Regions from separate parts of the Homo sapiens genome. Here region 1 is linked to region 2. A link is an interaction called in ENCODE POLR2A ChIA-PET data of the cell type or tissue named here. Cell type or tissue: endothelial cell of umbilical vein. All regions are shown on one strand. Each heading gives the region's core, and the rest is flanking DNA. Links, peaks and the distances in the headings are about the cores only. Region 1 has its middle 20 kb from the start of PDXK. Region 2 has its middle 9.7 kb from the start of CSTB.

The links. ChIA-PET counts read pairs that join two places held together with the same protein. Peaks named below come from ENCODE experiments on the same cell type or tissue, not always from the same donor. Only the 100,000 strongest peaks of a DNase experiment are listed, where the experiment ranks them.
Region 1: POLR2A ChIA-PET joins it to region 2 with 6 read pairs; 3 of 35 experiments call an interaction of 5 or more read pairs at or near these places.

Annotation. Positions count from the first base shown.
Region 1 is chr21:43,696,597-43,700,979 of GRCh38, reverse strand. No RefSeq gene overlaps it. Among named protein-coding and RNA genes, the nearest start is that of PDXK, 20 kb to the left of the region's middle. In endothelial cell of umbilical vein, for the core only: no CTCF peak of the experiment used is centred there; no DNase peak of the experiment used is centred there.
Region 2 is chr21:43,764,368-43,768,750 of GRCh38, reverse strand. No RefSeq gene overlaps it. Among named protein-coding and RNA genes, the nearest start is that of CSTB, 9.7 kb to the left of the region's middle. RefSeq lists enhancers at 1-157, 136-708, 158-771, 1,386-1,999, 3,312-4,057 and 1 more and a cis regulatory region at 1-928. In endothelial cell of umbilical vein, for the core only: no CTCF peak of the experiment used is centred there; no DNase peak of the experiment used is centred there; H3K27ac peaks cover 691 bases.

The sequences.
Region 1 (4,383 bases), core at 275-4,274, 68 kb after region 2:
GGACTACAGGTGCGTACCACCACGCCCAGCTAATTTTTTGGTATTTTTGGTAGAGTTGGGGTTTCACCATGTTGCCCAGGCTGGTCTAGAACTCCTGAGCTCAAGTGATCCGCCCTCCTCAGCCTCCCAGAGTGCTGGGATTGCAGGCAGGAGCCACTGCGCCCGGCCATCTGCAGCTGTTGCATGTGAGTGTGCACGTGCGTTCTGGTCGGGGCACTGGGGGTCGGCGTTCTGTAACTTTGCAGGCAGCCCCTCCTTTCCGGAGTCCCTGGGAACTTCAAAGCAGGAACGGAACATTCAGAGGCAGCAGCAATGTCCTGGTTCCTGCAGGCTTTGTAGGCTCAGAAAACAAACCTAAATCCAGTCATGTTTCTGCATTTAGCTTTATGTTTTTAAACAAAACTTTGGCTTGGCTTATGTTTCATTTATAGAAAAGCGGTACGTAGCTGGGAAGTTGGTACAATAATAGTTTATTCTCAGGCGCTGCAAAAACCAGCCATGTGTCTGCTGCCTGCTGTGCTAACCCTGGAATTTATTGATCTCTGTGGTCCTAGGTAGATCCACAGTTTAGAGACTAAAGTTAGATGACAATTTGTGCTTGAGAAGCAGGAGCTCTGGGGAGAAGATGATGTCTTCTTGGAGTCTGCTGTGTCCCCACGGTGCCGGCTCAGCACTCTGGCTGGGTTACAACAGGCCTCCTCGGGCTGCCCGCCTGGACACACAGGAAGACGCCAGCCCACGTGCTGCCCTGAGCTGCACTAGGACCAAGTCGGGGAAACCAGCCTGTGAGCTCTGGATTTGGGTCCTGATGCTGGGCCAAGGGGGGTTATCCCTTCCTAGAGAAAGCTGGAAAGCTGAGGTTGGAGTTGTCATAGCAACCAGGCCGTCAATCAGGGGCTGAGCACTGTCAGGGGCGTTGGATGTCCAGGACTTCCCACACAGGGGTCCCTGTGACAGAGTGGACAGGCCACAACCCTGCTAGATCATCCCCAGGGCAATCAGAAGCAACCCACTGGGCTGCGGGGTCAAAGTTATACACACTCTTCAAGAATGCAGTATCAGAAAAAATGAGGGGCAGACACTCTGGAAGAGAGACTTTAGACAAGAATCACTGCACATCCTTGGTTATTTCCCGGTAAGAAAAAATGTTTTGAGAACAACTAGGGGGAAATTTGAACGTGAACTTGTGTGAAGATGTCCTTGATCTAAGTTGGTTTCCTGTAACCATGGCGATGTAGTTATAGAGAGGAATGTCACCTGGTAATGCAGGCTGGAGTGTTTGAGGACACAATGCCATATTGCCCATAACTTATTTTTATTTTTTCCTTCGAGACAGGGTCTTGCTCTGTCGCCCAGGCTGGAGTGCAGTGGTGCAGTCATGGCTCACTGCAGCCTTAACCTCCTGGGCTCAAGCGATCCTCCCATCTCAGCCTCCTACTGAGTAGCTGGGGCTCTAGGCATGTGCCACCACGCCCAGCTAATTTTTGTATTTTTAGTAGAGACAGGGTTTCACCATGTTGGCCAGGATGGTCTTATCTCCTGACCCTGTGATCTGCCCGCCTCGGCCTCCCAAAGTGCTGGGATTACAGGCATGAGCCACCGCACCCGGCCGGGAATGGCACCTTCTAAAACGAAACATGCACATCCTCTGCCAGCCCAGTCTCTCAGGAACCTCAGAGACATCCTCACACCAGGGGGGACAGGTGACACGTTTGGCAAAACCTTAATCCACATAGAGCACGAGTCCACACTTATGAAATATCTAGAAACACAAAGTGCTGGCTGCCAGGTGCTGGCACGGAGGGGAGCGGGGCTGACTGCTCAGCGAGTGCGGGCCTTCTCTTGGGGTGATGAAATGCCTGCAGTAGATGGAGGTGTGGTCTCACAACATTGTCAATACACTAAATGTTGGAGACCAGCCTCAACACCACCCACAGCGTACCCGAAGTTCGGTGGCAACAAAGGAATGAGAAGAGACAGGTTAAGAGTTCATAAAGGTAGGAGCCAGGGGGCCAGTGGCAAAATGGAGGCTGCAAAAGGCACTGAGCTCTGGTCTCCACGCTATTTATTGAGTACAGTCACTTAGATCTGAGAAGCAGATGTTCAGGGCGAAACAGTGAAAGGGAGGCAGTGCGTCATAGGCGTAATCTACAGCAATACCGGTTTCAATGAATCTCCTTTGTGCTCAAACAGCGTATCTTTAACTTATCGGACAGGAGCTGGTGGGAGCGGGCTTAACCAGGAGCTCGTGTGTCTGTCCACAGTCCAGTGCTTCAAAGGAGTGTCCTTCTCCTTGAACACAGTGTTTACAGATAAGAGCGGGTCTCACTCTGAGCATGCGAACATGATGGCGATTAGGAGGCTTTCCTCCTCAGAGGCCTCTTGTGGCTTTCCACAACTTATTGTCCCATATTTTCATGGCCAGTTTATACAGGCATTCCACAAGCCCTTTTCCCAACACTAAATGCCACTGAACTGTACACTTTAAACAATGATTATGCCACTCGGCACAGCAGCTCACGCCTGTAACCCCAGCACTTTGGGAGGCCGAGGTGGGCAGATCACTTGAGGCCAGGAGTTCGAGTCCAGCCTTGGCCAACATGGCAAAACCCTGTCCCCACTAAAAATACAAAAATTAGCTGGGCGTAGTGGCGCATGCCTGCAATCCCAGCTTCTTGGGAGGCCAAGCCACAAGAATTGCTTGAACAACCCAGGAGGTGGAGGTTGCAATGAGCCGAGATCACACCACCTCACTCCAGACTGCGTGACAAAGACTGTCTTAAAAAAAAAAAAAAAAAAAAAGGTTATGTGAATTTCACCTCAACTTAAGAAGGGCTCTTGGCTTTTTTCTTTCAGCGTTTTGAGTATCTCATCCCTGCCTTCAGTGTATTTTTTTTTTTTTCTGATGAGAAGTCAAAAAAAAAATCTGAATCAGGTTTAAAAAAAATCTTAATCTTCCTGGGGTTCTCTTGTATGTGATGAGTCCTTCTCTGGCTGCTTTGAAGTTTTCTCTTTCAACATTTTGAGTTTCATCATTTCAGCTGTGTTTGGGGGAGGGTGTGGAGTTGCTTAGATGTGTGCAGTTTTTGATCAGTGTACACATCTAAGAAACTCTACACACTCCAAGGAAGATAAACTCAAAGCTGGCAAGTTTTTGGCCATGAGTTTTTTGAGTATTTTTTCTCCTGTGGTCCTGCTGCTGTGTGTGCTGTGGCACTTGGCGGTCCTGCATTTCTGAGGCTCTGTTCATCAATTTTTTTTTTTCAGATTACATAATTTCTATTAATCTACAAGTTTGCTGATTCTTCTACCGCCTCAAATCTACAATAACTGAAATAAAAACTTCACTAGAGGGTCTCAACTCTATTGAAGTTTTGATTTCTCTTACTGTGCTTTTTAACGTCTATATCTCTATTTGGTTTCTTTTAAAAATACCTATTGGTATTATTTGGTGAGACACTGTCATCATATTATCTTTTATTTATTTTTATTTTTGAGACAGGAGTTTCGCTCTTGTTGCCCAGGCTGGAATGCAGGGGTGCGATCTCGGCTCACTGCAACCTCTGCCTCCCAGGTTCAAGAGATTCTCTTGCCTCAGCCTCCCCGGCTAATTTTTGTATTTTTAGTAGAGACGGGGGTTTCATCATGTTGGCCAGGCTGGTGTCGAACTCCTGACCTCAGGTGATCCACCCGCCTTGGCCTCCCAAAGTGCAGGGATTACAGGCGTGAGACACTGCGCCCGGCCCCATCTTTTATTTCTTTAAATATAGTTTCTTTTAGTGATGGGAACATATTGATAAGGGCTGGTTGAAGTTTGTCTGCTAAGATCAGCACCTGGGTGCCCTCAAAGCCAGTCTATTGCCTCTCTGCTCCTTGTGTATGTGACACTCTTTTGTTTCTTTGAATGTCTTACCTTGTTTTTGTTGAAAACTGGACATTTTAAATAATACATTACAACAGATTTCCTTCTTCCTCTAGGGCTTGTTTTTTTTTTTTAAAGACAGGGTCTCATTTTGTCACCCAGGCTGGAGTGCAGTGGTATGATCATAGCTCACTGAAGCCGTGACCTCCCAGGTTCAAGCAATCCTCCTGCCTCAGGCCCCCAAGTAGCGGGGACTACAGATGCACGCCACCACGCCTGGCTAATTATTTGTTTTTTTTTTTTTTTTGTAGAGACACGGTTTTGCCATGTCGCCCAGGCTGGTCTCAAACTCCTGGACTCAAGCGACTTGCCTGCCTAGGCCTCCCAAAGGGCTGAGATTACTGGGGTGAGCCGCCGCGCCTGGCCCAGGGTTTGTTTTTGTTTGCTTGCTTGTTCAGTGTCTGTCTGTGGACTTGTCTGGGATCCAAAGAACAGGTGAAAAATTTGTTTCGGGGAACACG
Region 2 (4,383 bases), core at 68-4,067:
CGGGTAGCCACATAACCCGGGGATGCTAATGCAGGCCCAGATCAAGGAGCGGTGCGGAGCTGTGGTGGGGACACTGGGATCTGGGGGCAGGGAGCGCTGTGGACAACGTGGGGCAGGGAGAGCTACGTGTGCGGAGCTGCCTTTAGAGAAAGCTGACCGCAAGGCTGACTGTGGGGGTGGGGAGGGGGTGAGCCCCTGAGAGCCGGCTGGAAGGACAAGAGCGGGGCTCGGGGCTGCTCAAGAGGCTGCTGCCCGGCCTGGGAGCAATGGGAGGGGCAGTTCAGACTAAGCAGAGCTGACTCGGCCACTGTTGGCCCTTCTTCCTTCCCTATTCTCCCCCATGGCTACGCTCACCTTTGTGCTCCTTGAGAAAATCACAGGACGCAGATCCTAAGGGCTGCTGAGTCATGCCTGCCCGGCCTCGTGTGTCTGGGTGCGGCCCTGAGCCCAGGGATAAGAAAGAATTGCAGCCTGAATGAATGTACAACTGGCTAAATGTGGCCGGCCTCTGCGCCCACACTCCAGGGGTGCACATGTCCCTGACGGGGTTTCTGGCACGGGCAGGATGACCTCTTTTGGGGGTACAGGGTGTGGTCTCAGCCAGGGGGCCCCCTCCATGGCCCGACCACAGCCCTGGCCAGGGCGCTGCCGACGCAGCCTTGCCCAGGAGTGTGTCGTGAGGCCTGGGTATGACACAGAGTCAGGGCGGAGGGGGTGTGTCGAGAGGCCAAGATGCTGGTGGGGTCAGTGGCAGCCAGAGACGTAGGCAGACAGAGCTCAGGGATGGTGAGGCCTGGCCCACTTTCTGGGTGGAGAGGCCACGGTCTCCATCAGAGACTAGGGTGCCAGCAGGGGAGGCAGCGTGGCCTGTGCCGTTTCCGTAGGGAAACCTGAGGCAGGGCCCAGGGCAGCACATTTTGTGGCTACAAGCCGGAGACGGGGGAAGAAGGCAAAGGACTCGCAACTCCCACTCAGGGAGGGATCAGCCGCCGTGTCCCGCCTCCAGGAAGGGTAGCACCGAGGCAGGGAGGGTCATGGGGCAGAGCACAGGGTGCCCTCACTCAGAACACTGAGGCACAGACTGTGCATGGGGGCCCCATCCCCCCAACAAGGGAAAGTGAAGACTGGACCCTCAGAGGCCACACAGTCAGGCCAGCCTCGGGGTCGCTGTGCTGCTCCTGAGAGTAACAAGGGCGTGAATAACTAGATGTCTGGACACATCTGTGTGTGTGTATGCTGTGTGTCCACGAGTGTGTGTGCCTGTGCATCCGTGTAGTGTGTGTGTTCGTGCATGTGTGCCTGTGCTTCCGCGTGTGCGTCCGCATGTATATGTGGGTGCGTTTGCGTGTGCGTGCATCTGCGTGTGTATGTGTGCGTCTGTGTGTGCATCCGCGTGTGTGTGCATCCCTGTGTGCGTGTGTGTGCGCCCGCATGTACGCATGTGTTTGCATGTGTGTGCCCGCAAGGTTCCCATGTCCAGACGCAGAGAGGGTGGTGAGGAGGCTACACACACAACTGCTTTCTCAGGGCCATGGGTGTGAACTTGGGGCCACTAGCCTTCTGCGTCACTTTCACACTGTTCAGAGAAAATCAGCCAGGTGGTGTCTGTGTAAACAATCAGCACAGCCAGGCGGACGCGTCCTTCCAGTGAGCTCAGGGACCCGGCCCGGCTCTGAGGGAGGCCTATGATGCTGGGTCCGTGGAAGCCAGTTCCAGCCAGGCCATTCATCGTGACCTGTGAGGTCTTGGGAATCCCACCCGACCTCCGAGAGCCTGTAAAAAGGGGGCGTCATCCCAGTGTTGCTGGCTCGGCTGCTGACACCTGAGCATGCCCAGTGCACACTGGGCGTGAGCCTGCTCGCACCCCCAGGCCCTCCCCTTTCACAGAAAAATTTCCCAAGCCTGTTCAGTCTGCTCTTCCTTGGTGGGGGTCACAGGAGCTCAGGAAATTCACCACTTGCTGGATAAGGCACAATTTTCACGTTATTGAACCCAAAACATTTTTTTTTGAGATGTAGTCTCACTCTGTCGCCCAGGCTGGAGTGCAGCGGCACGATATCAGCTCACTATAACCTCTGCCTCCGGGGTTCAAGCTATTCTCCTGCCTCAGCATCCCGAGTAGCTGGGATTATAGGCGTGCACCAACACACCCAGCTAATTTTTGTATGTTTAGTAGAGACAGGTTTTCGCCATGTTGGCCAGGCTGGTTTTGAACTCCTGGCCTCAAGTGATCCGCCTGTGTTGGCCTCCCAAAGTGCTGGGATTACAGGCGTGAGCCACTATGCCTGGTCCTCAGACCCTCGCTTTGAAGCAGCTGTTGTCTTGGTCTCCAGGGTGTCAGCGGTCCTCTGCCTGGAGCAGCTTCACTGCGATCGATCGATCTCGTGGTCACACGGCCTCACAAGGCCTTCTTCTTACGAGTACACCAGGCCCTGGATTTAGGGTCCTCACCTGGGGCGACTGCATTTTATGTAACTAATTACATCCACAAAGACCTCATTTCCAAACAAAGTCACATTCTTTTTTTTTTTTTTTTTTTCCAATTGAGATGGGGTCTCACTCTGTCACCCAGGCTGGAGTCCAGTGGTGCAATCTCGGCTCACTGCAGCCTCCGCCCATCCCCTGCCTCTCCCCCCCGGCCCCCGCCCAGGCTCAAATGAGCCTCCTACCTCAGCCTCCTGAGCAGCTAGGACTACAGGCACATGCTACCATGCCTGGCTACTTTTTTTTTTTATTTGAAATGGAATTTTCGCTCTTGTTGCCCAGGCTGGAGTGCAATGGCACGATCTTGGCTCACTGCAACCTCTGCCTCCCAGGTTCAAGTGATTCTCCTGCCTCAGCCTCCCTAGTAGCTGGGATTACAAGCATGTGCCACCACGCCAGGCTAATTTTTTGTATTTTTAGTAGAGACGGGGTTTCTCCATGTTGGTCAGGCTGGTCTTGAACTCCCGACCTCAGGTGATCCGCCCGCCTCGGCCTCCCAAAGTGCTGGGGTTACAGGGGTAAGCCACCACGCCCGGCATCATGCCTGGCTACTTTTTTCCATTTTCAGTGTAGACGGGGTTTCACCATGTTGCCCAGGCTGGTCTTGAACTCCTGAGCTCAAGCAATCCACCCACCTCGGCTTCCCAAAGTCCTGGGATTACAGGCATGAGCCACTGCACCTGGCCTAATAAAGTCACATTCTGAAGTGCAGGGTGGACGTGAGTTTTTGCAGGACATCAATGAATTTGGGGGGACACCTGTCCAGGCTTAGGGTGGACCTTTTTGCAGGACATCATTGAATTTGGGGGGGACACCTGTCCAGGCTCAGTGTCCTCAACAGTGCTGCCTTTATAATCACAGCCTGAACTGTACCCTTCAAATGGCTGAGTCATATGGAATGAATTGTAACTCAATAAAGCTGTTACCAGAAAAAACAGAAATAAGAGCCAGGAGTGGTGGCTCACGCCTGTAATTCCGGCACTTTGTGAGGCCGAGGAGGAAGGATCACTTGAGCCCAGGAGTTCGAGACCAGCCTGGGCAACATGGCAAGACCTCATCTCTACAAAAAAATTGTTTAATGAGCTGGACGTGGTGGTGTGCCTGTGGTCCAGCTACTCGGGAGCCTGAGGCGGGAGGATGGCTTGAGGCCAATTGCTTGGACAGAAGTTGCTGTGAGTTGAGATCACACCACTGCACTCCAGCCTGGGTGACAGAGTGAGAACCTGTCTGGAAAAAAAAAAAAAAATAGAAATAAGGAAAGAGAAGTCTGTCTCCCATCCCTTCCCCCAGCTCTTTGGCAGGGGCACGGGCTTGGTGGGAGCTGGCATGGATGGGGGCATGAGCAGGGCAGTGCGCAGGGGCCTGGGCCGGCCTCGTGGAGGTGACGGCTGTTTCAGGGCCAGCCTGAGTCCGCACCTTGTGAGGGAATCTCCTCAATGCAGTAATTTAGGCAGAATTCCAGCTGGGGTGAGGTGGCCTGTAATCCCAGAGGCCTCCGGAAAGTGCAGCCTACCGGATGCTGGCCAGGCCCGGCCTGTCCCCACAAGTGTCTTGGAAAGGCCCTACCAGGGTGGAGGACACGGGTGGCAGCAAACCCTGAAGGTCAGTCCATCCCAGCGAGTGTGTGACAGGTGTTCACTGGGGCCAAAGGAAGACCCCGAGCCCCAGGGAGGTGTCAACAACCACACTCTGCTGGTGGTGTCCCCAGAGAAGCCCCGGGAGCCTAACTGCCCATGAGGTTCCTTCTCTCCCTTCCCAGCCTCCCTCCATCTGCCGTCCCCACCCCCACGCCACTGGAGCCCAGCCCCTTTCCTAGGAACCCAGATTTGAAGCCCTAAGCCAGCATGGCCTCAAGGGCAGGTCCTGGACTTGAGGCCGGCCTTTCCCACCCATCGGGGG